Linked DNA regions of Mus musculus: region 2 is linked to region 1. A link is a loop called in an ENCODE intact Hi-C map of the cell type or tissue named here. Cell type or tissue: left cerebral cortex. All regions are shown on one strand.

Evidence for each region. A loop is a pair of places that touch in the nucleus more often than their neighbours do. Peaks named below come from ENCODE experiments on the same cell type or tissue, not always from the same donor. Only the 100,000 strongest peaks of a DNase experiment are listed, where the experiment ranks them.
Region 2: it touches region 1 in a loop (7-fold over the local background); 27 of 42 quality-filtered maps call a loop at or near these places.

The regions. Positions count from the first base shown.
Region 1 is chr11:32,585,470-32,593,469 of GRCm38, reverse strand. Stk10 (serine/threonine kinase 10) reads right to left here. Exons shown (of 19, transcript NM_009288.2): 5 at 6,085-6,157; 6 at 4,520-4,714; 7 at 3,979-4,060. Among named protein-coding and RNA genes, the nearest start is that of Fbxw11, 53 kb to the left of the region's middle. In left cerebral cortex, CTCF peaks have their summits at 716 (motif pointing right), 1,795 (motif pointing right) and 4,898 (motif pointing right); DNase peaks (open chromatin) are centred at 775, 1,463, 4,884 and 5,981.
Region 2 is chr11:32,529,616-32,537,615 of GRCm38, reverse strand. Stk10 (serine/threonine kinase 10) reads right to left here and starts at 4,350. Exons shown (of 19, transcript NM_009288.2): 1 at 4,057-4,350. The coding sequence starts at 4,212. It also overlaps a transcript of Efcab9 not described here. In left cerebral cortex, CTCF peaks have their summits at 4,281 and 7,277 (motif pointing left); DNase peaks (open chromatin) are centred at 3,521, 4,428, 5,321, 5,392 and 1 more place; H3K4me3 peaks cover 2,784 bases; H3K27ac peaks cover 1,034 bases.

The DNA.
Region 1 (8,000 bases):
TGAAGGGGGTCAGAAGACACACGACAGATTGACAGGCTGGAGGCTGACAGATTGACAGGCTGGAGGCTGGTGGAAGCTTCGTAGTCTCTCTGTGGCCCTCCTGAGAGGGGAGGTGTCACATCCAAGCTGGGACTCAGGAGTCACGTGGGCAAGGTTAGGGAAAACCCCTGGTACCGAATGTTAGGCAGAGACACAGCCTCTAAAGACCCTGTGCCAGGCTTGGGACTGGAGGCCAAAGCCTGTGCCTGGCAGACAGCCTGGTAGGTAGGCAAAGGAAGCGAGGAGGGAGTCTGGGCGGCATGCACAGCCTTGGGTACAGTGAGCCACTCACTCCCAGGTTACTCTCAGCTTTGCTACCCCTACCCAGGAGCTCGTTACTCTGGCTGCTGCATGTTTCCAGTGGTCCCCAGTGGGCTTCTCACAGAATTAACCAATGGGTCACTGGGATGTGTAGGGTTAAGTGTGCTGACAAGGTGACGGAAGCCAAAGCCACCTGGGATTAAACCCCAGCTCTCACAGACAACCTGGGCAAGTCAAGAGAGCCTCTCTGCACTGTAGTTTGCTTATCTGCAAAGTAGGGATAACAGTTAAGGTGTTCTGTGTGCTCTATAGTGAGTATTCAAAACAGCATCATTACTACCAACAACACCATCATAATCACCATTAGTACCATCACCACCACCATAACCCCATCATTATAATCACTATCATTGCCCAACAGATGGCGCCACCATTACTGACTGCCATCACCAGTGCCACGTCAGGAGCAGAACAATCTGGGCAGCCTCGTCACACCCCCTGCCATTCCTCTACCAGAACATAGCTCTCTGGGAATGATGAGAAGAGCCAAGATGCCCAGAGTGTCTAAAACCTGTAACACGGTGACCTGAGCAGGACACCACAGGACACTGCTCTGCACCAGCTAAGGCAGACGTGGCACAAACCAGCAGTGCAGGCCAGGGTTCTCAGAGTACAAGGTTTCGCCAAGGCATCCTGCATATTGATCAGATTAGTAGCCCTTGAAGGGAGCCATCTGCTCTGCCTATATGGAGCTCAAGGTCCCTGGGAAGAGACAGGAGGGAGGACAGCCGTTCACGGAGGCCCAGTTAAGCAGGGCAGCTCCCTGCAAGGGGCCCAGGGCAGGTAGTTGGTGTGTAAGCAGCCCTGCCAAGGCTGACTGGGCCATGATTTGTGTTTAAGCTCTGAGAGACAAGGACTAGGCAGGGAGGACTGCCGCCTCAACCTACCGCCTCTAGTTGGGGCTGTAGAGAAGGCTTTCCACCCAACTCAGATGCTGAGGTCCCTCAGAGAGCTGGACCCAGAAACCTCCCAGAATGGCCAAACACCGGGCAAACATTCCCTATGCTGCCCCAGGCATTCATGACTCTGCAGAAGGGTGGATCAGAGCTGCCTCATTGTCTACCCCTCCAGGAGGAGGGATGGCTGCTCAGAGCCAGCTCTGCTGAGGGCTCCAAGATGCCAGTGTGGAGGAGGCAGTGTGCAGTGTGCCAACTGGCACCTCTCTTCGGCCAGGATCTCTGCTGTCATGAAACACATGTCCTTTCCAAGGCTGATTTTCTCTCTTTGTGCTGAGAAGCCACTAAGGGGCGATGCTCAGATCAAAGTAAGCTCTCCTCACCTGCCGCCTGCCCCCTTCTCTTTGTTTCTGCGTTCCTCGGTTCCTTTTTCTTCTTAATTATTATTTTAAAAAACTTTATTTCTGTTCTACGAGTACAGGTGTTGTGTGTGCACTATGCACATGCAGTGGCTGTAGAGGCCAGAAGAGGGCAATGGATCCTATGGGACTGGGGTTATAGACAGTTGTGAGCTATCCTGTGAGCGCCAGGAATTGAACCTGCGTCCTCTAGATAAGAGACCAGTGCTCTTAACCACTAAACCATCTCTCCATCCCTGCTTTGGACTTTTTTTTTCCTTTCCTCCACTTATTAAAAGCAGCTTCCAGAGTGGCCAAGTCACTAGAATGAGGACAGGAGCTGTCCCTGACAGCTGTGTGACCTTGTGCTGGAGGCGCCTCTGGTCTTGGCTGTGGCAGCACATAGGGAGCTGTTTGCATGGCAGCTAGAGTCAGAGAGTGGCACCATAAATGGGTGTCCCTTTCAAGGGACGCCTCTAGTATCCCAGCCATGCTGTACCCCTAAGGGTTCCACAGCTTTCAAAATAACACCACACACCTGACCAGTAGCCTGGCCCACCATGATGGACTGAGATCCTCCACAACAAGGAGCCAGAAATGAATCCCTCCTCTACGATCCTTTTACTGGGTGTTGTCTCTGCAGCAAGAAGGGCAAGTACTAGCCATGCTAACGAGGGCTCTGTTTAGAGGGAAGACTGGAATCTGTTTACAGAGTTTGACTCGGGGAGTGGCAGAACCAGTAAGGTAGCCATTATCTGAGTGAATGGCGAGGCAGCTCCGAGAGTGGCCGCATGGAGGTGGTGCATTCTGGGCCTGTTCTGAAGGCAGAGGGAATCGTACTCATGATGAGAGAGGGGTGGAGAATGAGAGAGAGTGCCAGGCTGCCAGGGACGAGATGGGCAGCCATTGCAGAATGCACCTGAGGAGGGGGCTGAGGCTCAAGTGGCTCTGAGCATCCAGAGATATGCAGAGACAAAGGTCTGGGGTCAGGTCAAGTTCAGGGACTGAACTTGAGGCACGAAGCCAGGGGCCCCCACAGGCTGGCTGTGATCATTCCAGCAAACAGAAGGAACAGAGAGCCCAGAGCTCACCACAGTCATCAATTGTGCTAGGTGAACACGGCAGACAGGGAGTGAGCCGTTGGCTGTGGGGGTGGGGGTAGGGGTGAGGGTGGGAGTGGGAGTTGTCAAGAAAGAAGGTGCTAGCCCCGGCATGATGAGTGACAATCCTGAGCTCCCTGCTACCTCCAATCCATGAAAACTGCCGCTGAACTGTTAGTGAGCAGGGTCCGCCACACACAGACTTCCTGGCTACCTACCCGACCAAGGGAGAAACGGAGGCACAGAGGGAACTCCTCACACCCCTCCCTAATTTCAGATCCAGGTTACCAACTGCAGCAGGACACTGGCCAGGGACAATTGTGCAGACGAATGACTGAGCCACCAGCTCTAGTAAGTTTCGGTGGCTTGGCCACACAGGATACAAAAGGACAGGGATTAGCAGATACAGGGCTGAGGTGCCCACAGCCAAGATGTGCCCCAAGCTGCCATTCCAACCAGATGACCTTGGGCAAGGACTTCCCCTTTGAGCCCACTGTCCTCAGGTCTGGCAGACCCCTGTATCCCTCCCACCCTACATTTTAAGAGGTACTGGAGAAGCCCCAGCCCATTTGAGGGCACCTGGGTAAACTGAGGCAGACCTCCTCCCGCCCCCTCTGCCCTGTGCTCTTCCACTGCGCACTGAGAATCCCCTGGCAGACACTGCTTCAGCTAGGAAGTGGAATTCCTGGCTCCTGCCAAGGCTCCGGGTGACAGCTGGTCTCTGCCCTGACCATGTCAGGCAGGCCGGATACCCTGGCACGGGAGGTGCCATTTACAGGAAGCAACCGGTCCCAAGAGGCTTGGGGCCTTTGCACCTTACAGCAGCTCCGTCTCCCAAACAAACACGCCATGCTGAAAGTGGGCCTTGAGGAAGGCCACACATTTGATTTTGAACCAGAAGTGTGGAAGGAAAGTCAGAATCTCCCATGCGATGGATCCACTTCTGTTTTGTTTTTCTTTTTGAGAAAGGGTCTCTCTACATAACAGCTCTGGCTGGCCTGGAACTTGCTAAGCTCCTGGCTGGCCTTAAACTTGCAGTGATCCTCTTGCCTCTATGCAAAACCTTGTGTCTGTCCCAGGTGCTGGACTTAGAGGTGTGAGCCACCACATCTGAGTTCACCGGACACATGGAGCATTCCTCACATTGGGCACCGTACCTCACAGCCGGCTAAGAACTTGACCTTGCCGGTGCCTCTGAGGAACAATGCAACGAATCTCCCTCACCTGCAGCAGCTGTGCAGCACTGGGCCGGGTTTCTGGGTTCTTATCCAAGGCTATCTTCAGAAAGTCTCGGAACTCCACAGACCTGGAGGACAGGCGTAAGTAAGGAGTGAGCCACAGCCCGGGCACCGCACGCCCAGGGCTGGGTGTGTGGAGACAGGGTCCATGGGACAGCCTTCTTATCATGCACACCACTGTCCAGGACACAGACGTCTAAAAGGAACATAAGCAGGATGGGAATGAGCATGGCAGTGTCAGAATCTAAACCTAAGTCCCCATTCCCAGCCTGGCCATGTGGCTGATTGGGCTCTGATCCTATTCAATATGTTCCGGGACATAACGGGATCTCGTCCTGGCTAACTGGCCTTGCTCTCGTGTCTAAGGTTTTGTATAGTTCAGGAGGGCAGTTCAGAAAGGCCTGGAGGTGGCCCTCTCCTCCGTTCCCCCCATCCCCGACTTTAGAGTCCACTGTGCACACGCAGACCCAGCACCACACGTCTCTGGAGTGGCTTCCGACCCTCCAGGATTACACAGCTCTCCTTACCACTTGGAGGGTGTAAGCAGGGTAGGAGGGTCCGACTTGGCAATCTTGAGCAGGACCCGCATGGGGTTGAGCTCGTGGTGTGGGGGCTCGATCTGCGCCATCTCGATCAGCGTGATGCCCAAGGACCAGATGTCAGCCTTGTAGTCATAGGGGGCGTCCTTCATGGTTTCACACAGCACCACCTCAGGGGCCATCCTGAGCCAACCAAGGAACAATAAGGGCTAAGAATTGGGCCCCTGAGGATGCCGCTCGTAGCTTCAGCGTCTCGAACACCACCAGCACCACACTGGAGGTTTGGCAGTATTTGAAGCCATGATTTGAATTACTGGCATCCTATTGTCTTCCTCAAGGGTCTCGGCCCGCTGCAGTTCCTGGAGCCCGCCACAAGGTGGCAGCAGCCATCCAGAACAGAGTCCTGGGGAAGGGGCAGGTGGGTGAGGGCAGAGGGGCGAAGGTTCCAGCAAAAAACAAACAAGGTAGGACAGTGGGGTAGACAGAACAGGACATCACAGAGAGAAAGGGGGATGGGAGAGAAGAGAAAGGAATAACGGGAGGGGTGGGAGAGAAAGAGTTAAGAGTAGTAAGCAAGCAAGGAAGGGGCTGAACACCATGGCCAGTTGTAAAAACAGAACACAAAGTAATCAGGTGTGAAACTGAGTGAGAGCTTGGGCTTGGGGTGCCACCTGGATGCCTGCAGCCTGGATGCCTGCAGCCTGAGCCTGGATGCCTGCAGCCTGGATGCCTGAGGCTGGATTCCTGCAGCCTGAGGCTGGATTCCTGCAGCCTGAGCCTGGATGCCTGGATGCCTGCAACCTGAGCCTGGATGCCTGCAGCCTGGATGCCTGAGGCTGGATGCCTGAGCCTGGATGCCTGCAGCCTGAGGCTGGATGCCTAAGCCTGGATGCCTGCAGCCTGAGCCTGGATGCCTGCAGCCTGAGCCTGGATTCCTGCAGCCTAAGCCTGGATGTCTGAGCCTGAGCCTGGATGCATAAGCCGGAGATTGGATGCCTGAGCCTGAATGGATGCACTGCAGGTGTGGGAAGGTGGGGCCCAGCTCCACACATCTGCAGGCTGAGGCCAAAGCAAGACTTCAGGTGTCTTCCTCTACAAGAGAGCCCTCTTCTCATAGGTGGTTTTTATTTTAAGTTAGAGTTTTGAAAAAGGACAAGACACAACAGGCGTAAGAGAGGCCCAGGGAGATTTCTCATGAGGACAGGAAGTGAATTTACATTGTTCTCATGTACCCCGCCCATAGCCAGCACCCTAAACTCAGTACAAGTGTTAGACGAACCAAGAGCTGAAGCACCTTTTCAGGAATCCGGTTTAGTTTATTAGTGGGGTGCTTTCCACTGTAACCCCAGTTTACAGACGAGGGCGTGGGGAAGCTAAGCCACTTGTGCTAGGCGCAGGAGTACCCAGAAGAGAAGCAGATGCTAGACACACACAGTTTGAGCGGCTGACTAAGGGCTCTGAACTGGCACCGCGTGCCCCACACACAATCCACCCAGAGGCAACTAACCACGGGGTGTTAGGCTTGCTATGTCCCCAGAGGCCCCACGACTCACCAGTAAGGTGTCCCTATGAAGGAGTCTCGCTTTTGCAGAGTTTTCAGATTCTTGGCAGACACACCAAAATCAGCTGCAAGACAAAACCCTAAGATAAAGTCATGGTCGAGGGAGTCTTCCCCACCCACACCCTTTGGGTAAAGTCCTTGGTGTGGTGTGGACTCAGGAACACAATTTCGGGACTCGGGGATGAGGCAAGCATGCTTGGGGACTTTTTGTTTGTTTGTTTGTTTGTGAGACCCTGTCTTAAAAAAAAAAAAAGGGCCAGGCTCATTTGATATAGTAATCTCTTTTTTTTAAAAGATTTTTTTTTGTAGAACATGATTTTAATATTTTCAACTGTTGATATTCAACAAACAGAATAGTTATTTTAAGATATACTTCATTGTTTTTAAAGATTTATTTATTTATTATATATAACTACACTGTAGCTGTCTTCAGACACACAAGAGGACGGCATTAGATTTCATTACAGATGGTTGTGAGCCACCATGTGGTTGCTGGAATTTGAACTCAGGACCTCTGGAAGAGCAGTCAGTGTTCTTACCCGCTGAGCCATCTCTCCAGCGCCCGGCCCAGTAATCTATAAATCCAATTAAGAATCTACAAAATAACACTAAGTACAAACAACTGCAATACTCATCAGTGTGCTGTTCAAATACACAGTGGCAACCAGAATTACATAACTGTCATTTAAAAAATAGACCTTTGTGCCAGGCAGTGGTGGCGCACGCCTTTAATCCCAGCACTTGGGAGGCAGAGACAGGCGGATTTCTGAGTTCGTGGCCAGCCTGGTCTACAGAGTGAGTTCCAGGACAGCCAGAGAAACCCTGGGCTACACAGAGAAACCCTGTCTCGGAAAAAAAAATAAATAAATACACAAACAAACCTTTTTAAAGTTATTATCTGTAATCGCTTGGCTTTGTCTTTTTCTTTTCTTTTTGGTGGCTCCTAATTTCACCTTATCAGATTCCAGTCCCATCCAAGGCATATCCAGAGCTACCAGGTGCTGGCTAGTCTCACGTCAACTTGACACAAGGTAAAGTAGTTGTTGGAAAGGGAGACCTCAACAGAAAGGGAATGCCTCCCTGCAGGCTGCCTGCAGGGGAGTCTGTAGGGCACTTATAAATTATTCACATGCACTACAGACCCTTCTCTATGCACATGACCCATTTCCCCTTCCCTCTTGAAGAAGGCGTGGCTCTTCACGCAGTCCCTGAGCACAGAACCTCGAAGCTGAGCTAAGCAAGTGAGAAGCTGGGGTCTGGTGGGTCACACCTGATTGCTTCCGGTTCTGTTTTTATAATTCGATATGGTGTTCACCCCTTTCCTGCTTACTCACTACTAAACTACAACCTGGTGCCTGTGCTAGGGGTTCACATATAGAGAGGTCAGGGGAGAACTTGTGGGAGTCAGTTTTCTTTGTCCACTATGTGAATTCCAGGAATGGAGCACGGGTGGCCAGGCTTGGCAGCAAGTGCCTTTACCCATGGAGCCAGCCCTACGACCCGACTCCCTCTCCTGAGCCACTCCCTTCTCCCACCTCTCATGCTGATTCCACTCCAAGCCACATTTATAAAATCACACACTCACTGCAGAAGTGGATAGTCCTCACACCCTTGTTATCACTAAATCTACAATCCCCAGTTTGTCCTGGATCGAGGTCCCTAAAAGTCTAGGGGGCTTTTCAAGCGATCGAAGGTCACAGCATGGAGCTGTCTGTCCAGGCACAGGAAACTACACAGAGGACGGTTGGGGGGCCAGGGTGGAATAAACTAGACAGAGAGCCACAAGCACTGTGACACCCAGTGATGGCTTCCTCTCTGTGACACAGGGATGCTGACCCTTGGTCCTTTAGAGCTCAGTTCGGGGCTGTCCTGAGGATCAAATTTACATTTACAAAATGACTCCACTCC
Region 2 (8,000 bases), 56 kb after region 1:
GGGGAACACAGAAAGACCCTCTTTCAAACAACCAGGAACAGACACAGAAAGAAGCCCAGGCTGGGGATACAGATTCGTGGCGAGAAGTTTCCCTAGTGTCCACAGTGTTTGGATTCAGCACTGAAGAATATAAACATAGTAAGCTAGCAACTTACAGTGACTTTTCTTTTCTTTTCTTTTTTAGTCATTTACCCCCCCCCCACCATTTTAATTAACCCTTTAAAAGCTTAGAGCGCCAAAGCGATCCCCAGAAATCAAAGTCATCGCCTCACCCTCTGCACCAGACTGTGCTGAGGACAGTGCCTTCCACTGTAGAACTAAACACTTCCTCTCCCCTCTGCCCCATCTCACAGAAATGACTGCTCACGACAAGAACTCTGAAAACATGTCACCCATGAGCCTCATTTTGAATTCGAGTAATGAGCCAGAAATGATTTTCTTTCAGAACCAACTTTGCATCACACAAGAATGGAGTGAGGATGGCTGGACTAAATCAGCCCCCTTCTCTCCAGGCTCAGGCAGACAGACAAAGAAAGACTTGTCAGAAAGCAGAGGGGAGGCGTGGAGGGCGGGTGCACTCCTCTAATCCCAGCACTCAGGAGGCAGAGGCAGGCGAGTATCTGAGTGTGAGGTCAGCCTCCTTTACAGACGACTTCCAGGACAGCCAAGATTACACAGAAAATCCAGGCCAATGAACCAGACAGTAGCTAGAGGTCATGGCCTTTGATTTGAGAGGTTTTAGTTTAAAAAAAAGAAAAAAGCCTATGGAAGTCCTCCAGGAGGGCTGAGGACTGGCAGGAATGAACTTCGGTTAAAACGCATAACACATGAGAAGAAGGTCAAGGTGACAACACGGACATATGTCACTCAATAATGCGGGCACACCTGACAAATGCATCATCATCCGGGATTCTGCGGGCTGGAGAGATTCAGCTTGTGCTTACATAATCACAGACAGCCTGGGCTCCACAGTGTGTTTAGGCATAGATCACATATGTATGGTATCAACCTATTCTTTCCAGAGCCATGTTGAACAAACATACCACATAATGAATAGCTGGGAAGATGACTCCATTGATAAGAGCTTGCCTCACAAGAAAAAGCCTGAGTCCAGATCCCAGTACCAGCCATGGCAGTACAAAGCCTGTAATCCCAAAGTCCAGGAGGTAGAGCCAGGAAGATCCTTGGGGCTCTCAGACCAGGTAGTTAGCTCAATCTGTGCGCTCCAGGCTCAGTAGAGACCCTGTCTCAAAAAATGCTGTGGAGAGTGATTAACGAAGAAACCCAATGTCAACCTCTACCCTTCACACAAGTGTGCGTGGGCACCTGCACACTTATGGGCACAAAAATACCAAAAAACAAAAACAAAACTTGTCAGGTGGTGGCAGCACACGCCTTTAATCCCAGCACTCGGAAAAGGTAGGCAGATATCTGAGTTCAAGGCCAGCCCCCTCTACAGAGTGAGTTCCAGGGCGGCCAAGACCACACAGAAAATCCTGTCTCAACAAAAACAAAGCAAAACAAGCAAAACAAAACCCTTAAACACAAAATGAAAAGATACTTAGTCAAGAGAGGGCAAACTAAAGACAGATGAGCTGCGGCCAGCCTAGTAGGATGCTCTGTGGGAAACTTTAAAATGTTCAAATGTGTTCTAAAATAACACTAGAGAGCACCTCCTAGTAGTTACCTAACAGTGAGAGTCACCTGTCATCCTCCTCAGACATCCCAAGCCACCACACGTCACATTTCTATACACACAATGCGAGCATCACCACAAACACCCAAAGAATGAGCTGCATGCAAGGCACAGCACTGCGTCAACAGAGGTGTCTCTGCTCCTTTATAGTCTCAGGGGGCCAGCTGGGTTTTTTGTTTTTGTTTTTGCTTTTTATATGTAAGTACACTGTAACTGTCTTCAGTCACTCCAGAAGAGGGAGTCAGATCTCATTACAGATGGTTGTGAGCCACCATGTGGTTGCTGGGATTTGAACTCAGGACGCTGGAAGAGCAGTCAGTGCTCTTAACCGCTGAGCCATCTCTCCAGCCCGCAGGGGGCCATCTTTGTCCGTGCAACCCATCACCAACCCTGACAGACTGTCCAGGAACCAACAAAATAGTGGGTGACCGGAGAGCAGAGTTTTACCCAGCAAGCAGAAAAGACAATGGAGAGTCTTGCCTTTTAGAAAGCAAAGTTCTGCACTAAAGTTTAAATAAAAAATGAACCACAGAAATCCAGAACAGGGCATTTGGGGACGGAGGGCAAACTAGAGACAGATGAGGTCCTGCAGTCTAGCAGGAGGCTTTACAGGAAACTTGTAAACAATGGAGAAGGATCTGAAGTGACAATTGAGAGCATCACATAGTAGGTACACAAGAAGGTGACTCAAAGTCCCTAAGAGAGAAAAAAAAAATTATGGAGAGCCAAGAGCATGCACGGACGGAAAAATGGCTGAACATTAGAGACGGTGAGTCAGGCTGGGGGCTCTCACGGCGGTCAAGGCACCTCTGCAGGAGCAGGCAGCATCAGAGAGAGCTGACTGAGAGAGAGGCTGGGGACCATTTCCTGACATCACTAGAATGCAGCAGAGGAGCAAGGCCTGGAGGACCGATGAAAGGGTAGACTGGCCCGGTAGCCCTCAAATATGGAGAAACCCCTCAGCCAAAGTGTTCCATTCAGTTGGAAGGCCAGGTGACCTCTGCTTGACTCTCCCACTGGGGAACTTTGCCCTAGTGGGGGTTCCTCAGCCCTCCCACAGGAAGTACAACTCAGAGAGGAGGTCTCCAAGGGTCTGACTGGCCTCCAAACTGCTACTGCTCCAAGCTGCTGGAGCACTATAATCTGAGTGCTGAGTGGGGCCCGAGTCTTAAGCTTCTTTCTGTTTGCTTTGGTTTTCTGTTTGTGTCACCCTGAGTCAGGGTTTTTTTCTGTGTGGCCCTGGCTGTCCTGGACTCACTCTGTAGATTAGGCTAGCCTCAGACTCAGATCTGCCTGCCTCTGCAGGAATTGAAGGTGTGCACCACCACGCCCAGCTGAGAGTCTTAGTTCCTTACAAGCTTCCCAAGGATGCTATAGCATCTTTCCTAGGGAGCACACTTCTGGGGCGAGAAGCAGACCAACGCTAGCATATCAATTTCAAGTCAAAGGGAGCATGGCCCGACTTGGGGAACTGGAAAAGCCCTTTCTGGGGTCCAGCATCCTGAAAGGGTCAGTGAGGCCTCTAACTACCAAAGCCCCAAGGACAATGACATATGGCTTTGGAGGGCAGCTAAGACAGCTGAACTATGGGAGTCTCCCAATAAAAGTAGGGGATGCTATGCTGTAGTGGCCAAACCTACAGTCCAAGCTACTCCAGAGACTGAGGCAAGTAGATCTGGGAGACCAGCCTGAGCAGCCTGGTTGGGGAAGCCGGGGGAGGGGGAGGGTGTTGAGGAGGAGGAAATGAGAAAGGGTGGAGTCAAGATGAGTTAGGTACTTTGAACAACAACCCAGGCACTCAGAATTGGCTCAGAGGACCAAACCCCAGGAGCTGTCCGTCTGCACACGTGTCTATATGGAATCATCTATGCCCCACCCACTCCTCCTCAGCCTGTCTTCCTCCAGGGGAGAGGTAACTGCAGACAGGGAGCCTCTGGTGACTCAGGCGACTAGAAGCCAAATCTGTGCCCTGCAGCTGCATTCACAGGACCCTGTCCTCGCTTTCCGTTGAGCCTTCTAATCCCAAGCCTGTCCTCACTTACTCCAGGGCCCTTCTGACCTCCCCAGTACCGATCGTAGGCTCATCTTCAGAAGTGTCCTCAACTCCCAACCCTTGCAGGCACAGCCCAGAGCCTGAATATTCCCACAACATCGGTATAGTCCCTCTTTAAAAGATGTGTCCCTATCACCGTGATCCTGGGGATGCCTCCGGTAGCCCCCTGGGATGCCTCGATCCTACAAACGTCCCTTTGTGCCCTGTACAGGGCACACAGGAAGTGCTCAGAAGCAGCTGTGCGGGGGGTGGGAGTGGGGGTCAGGGGCTCGCAGGACCTGGTAGGCTCAGCAATCGGAACTCTCACCTTGTAGACTTTGCCGAAGGCGCCGTCTCCCAGCTCGCCCACGATCTCCCATACATCGTTGGGGTCCAGGTCCCGGCGGACGTGCTCATATTCACGGGACTTTCTCTTCTCGAAGGTGGATAACCGCAAGATGCGGCGGAAATTGGCGAAAGCCATGCTGGATGAGGAGCGCGACGACAGGACCCGCGGCTTCGGAGAGCCGCCCTCCTCGCAGCGCAGCACCCGCCGAGTGCGCCAGCGGCCACAGGGAGCTGCAGGAACCGCGGCCCGCCCGCCCCGCCCCGCCCCCTCCTAGACCCGCCTGCAGGACGCCCGGCACCCGCGCGCGCGCCTGTCCCCGCCGGCTCCACCTGCTCTGCGGCGCCCCGAGACCCCTCAATTGGCTGCGGGAGCTCGCGGCTCCGCCCGCGCCGCGGGGCACTCTGGAGACTGTAGTCCGCCGGGTGGCCGGCCCCTGGGCCCGCTGCGCCTCCCGGAACCCCAAACCTCCGGGGTTCAGCTGGTGTCTTTCAACCGCCGTCGGTGCCGAGTGGGTGCATCAGCGCACAGAACTCTCCCGCTGAGGCTTGGTTCGCCAGCTTCCCGCGCGAGATGCCCGCACCCCTCGCCCCGGGACTCACCCCAGTCCTCGGTGCTCTTTGCCTCAAAGTTCACGCGGTCCCAGGTGGCTTTCGCCACACTTCCTAGGCAGGTCTCGTGCTGCCTCTGAGCCCCGCAGAAAGCAGAGCCCCGCGCTTACGCCCATCCGGACTTTCCCCGCCTCCGCCAGCCACAAACGGCCGGGACGCTGGACATGAAACGAGAGTCCCTTTAGGACCTTTAGGCTTCATGGTAGGTTAGCAAATATATTCCTTATTAAGTAAAACTTTCTAGTTATTTTGCGAATTAAAAAGCCCCATTAGAGATAAAAGCGGAGTCATCTCTGGGATGGTGCTCCTATATCCTGGTCCTCATCCCTCTCTACCTTGGCTGCGGGCGTCCCGCATCTTGCACAGCGTCTTTGCTTGGTATCAGAACGTGGGTTCTAGTGATTGTGCTGGGGGCTGGGCAGCTGCAGAATCTATGCTGGAGACCCTCCCATCCTGAACAAGAGTGTCTCACACTCGGGCACTCTTAACTCGAGAAAGCGTTTTAATTGTTGGTCCCCTTCGTCCGGACTCTTCGAAAATATCCCTAGAGTCTCGCGCCAAATGCTGTTCCCCCATTCGAAAAGCCGGCTGGAGAGTGAATACTAGGCGCGGAGAGGGTTGTGTGTGCTAAGGACGTCCGGAATAAAAGTTGCTCCAGTTCCAATTGTTCCCACCACAAAATGAGTGCGGGGAAAATTTATAATTAAAAGAAGAAAATGTCATGCAAAACTGTTCTTGTTGAGTCAGCCTGTGGACCAGCCAAAGTGTACATCTGTCACTCGGTTGAGCGGGACCTGCTGAAGTCTGTGCAGCTATACCGGGTGGACAGAGGGTCAGAATGCGCTAACCATTTCCAGGAGTTCCAAAAGAAAACAAAGTAAGGATAAAAATGGAAAGGTCCGTTAAAAATGTCCTGCTACATGAAAGAAGCCAGACCCAAAGATCGCACGAGGTATGACTGCATTTTTATGACCGGTCCAGAAAAGGCAACGCTGTGGAGTTGCTCCCAGACACGGGGACTGACTGGAAAGAGCCATGAGGAATCTCACTCTGGTGGTGAAAATGCTGGGTCTCAGTGGCAGGGGGTGGGGGTGGGGGCGTAAAGGGACAGTTCCACAACTCCGGAAACTTGCCCCAAATCACGAGTGACTTTTGTTTTGTAAGGTGTTTGGGTGGGGGGCGTGTAACTTATGTAGCTGGAGTTAAAAGGAGGCTCAACAGAACCAAAGCTGCTTTGAAACTTCTGTTAAATCGGGGTTTCTTTCCTCAACTGTCTCTGGCTACAGAGCCTCACACTAATCTAGTGAATGAAGGGCTGTGCCTTCCCCCCACCCTACTTTCTGGAACAACTTAAAATAGAAATTAGTAAGATCAAGCTGGGCATGGTGGCGCATGCCTTTAATCCCAGCATTTGGGAGGCAGAGGCAGGCGGATTTCTGAGTTTGAGGCCAGCCTGGTCTACAAAGTGAGTTCCAGGACAGCCAGAACTACACAGAGAAACCCTGCCTCAAAACAAAACAAAACAAAACAAAAAACCAAAAAACCACCACCAACAACAACAACAACAAAAAAAAACACCACCACCACCAAAAAAGAGTAAGATCGATAAATAGTGCCTTTGATGTGTTTATCTCAATGAAAGAGTCTAAGTTTGCAGTTTTATTACAGCCTTTCAGTGTCTTTGAGATGCTGACCACTTTTTTGTGTTATTGGATTTGGCAGGAGTGGAAGGGGAGCGATATTTTGTTTGAGACAGGGTTACTCTATGTAGTCCTGGCTGTCCTGTTACTTGAGGCTGGCCTCACAGAACTCCTCCTGCCCCTGCCTCCCTAATGCTGGGAATTAAAGGTCAAATTGGGGCCCTACAGCATCTTCCTACCATTCTGTTCTTTCCTTGGCCATTAAAAAACAATAAATTTCCTGTCTTTTTGCATCTAGGAATTTTATTGTTTATTTCTGTGTGAGTGTGTGTGTTTTTTCCAGTGTATGGGTTCACATGTTGAGGTCTGAGGACCACTTACAGAAATTGGTTCATTCCTGCCACCATGTGGGTCCTCAGGATTAACTCAGAATTATTAACTCAGACCTCCAGGCTCTGCTGAGCCACCTCACTTTTTAAACATGTTATCTTTGTGTACTATTGATGTGATCTGGGCTGCTTTTATGTTTATATGAGTATGGTGTTTCCCTGCTACTGAGGGTTGAGCCCAGGTTCTTGTACAGAGGAAACATGCTCTGTGATGGAACTACACCCCCAAGGTGAGCCAAAGTTTTTAACTTAAAAAAGTTTTTCCCCTCGCCTGGCGATGGTGGCGTATGCCTTTGATCCCAGCACTTGGGAGGCAGAGGCAGGCAGATTTCTGAGTTCAAGGCCAGCCTGGTCTACAAAGTGAATTCCAGGACAACCAGGGCTATACAGAGAAACCCTGTCTCGAACACCCCCCCCCCCCAAAAAAAAATCAACTTAAAGTGCTGGAGTGATGTCTCCTCAATGGTTGCTCTTCCAGAGGAAGATTCAATTCCCAGTACCCAGGTGGCAGTGCAAGGTCATCTGTCACTCCAGTTTCATGTGACCTGAAGCCCTCTTCTGACCTTCCAAGGCACTGCATGAGGGTAGTGCACAGAAATACATGCAAGCAAAAACACTTAAGGGGGGAAAATTCAATTTAGGGCAGGCATGGTGGCACATATCTTTGATCCCAGCATTCAGGAACCAGAGGCAAGTGACTCTCTGAGTTCAAGGCCAACCTGCCCTATATATCAACTTCCAGACCAGCCAGAGTTACATAGTGAAAGCCTGTCTCAAAAGAACACGAATCAAGTTCTTTGAGGTTTCATTTCTATCAGCAGGAATGTTCTCCCTTAAGATTCTCTGTTAGGGAGTTTTGCCAGGACTGGGTTGTCCCACAGTCAGGATAGAGAAACATCTCCATTGCCTCTCCAGGCAACTCCCATACCCTCTCCTTTCAAATTTATCTTTCCAGCGCTGGAGATTAATGCCAGACCCTTGCTCATGCTAGGCAAGTGCTCAGCCACGAACCACACAGTGGCTTGTGCTTAGCTTCTTTTAACTCAACACATTTCTGATATTCATCATGTTGAATGAATCCATGGCTCGCCCATATTCTACATTAATACACTGTCCATCAACCATTGAGGGACAGACAGCTGGGTTTGGGATTTATCCATTTGGTTATTATGAATAAAGCTGACATATGGAAATGATGGAGTTGAGGACATCTGACCTCAAAATTCGTCACTTTCTTGCCCTTCATTCAATGGGTCCCCATCTCCTTCCTCTATCTGAGCAAAGGC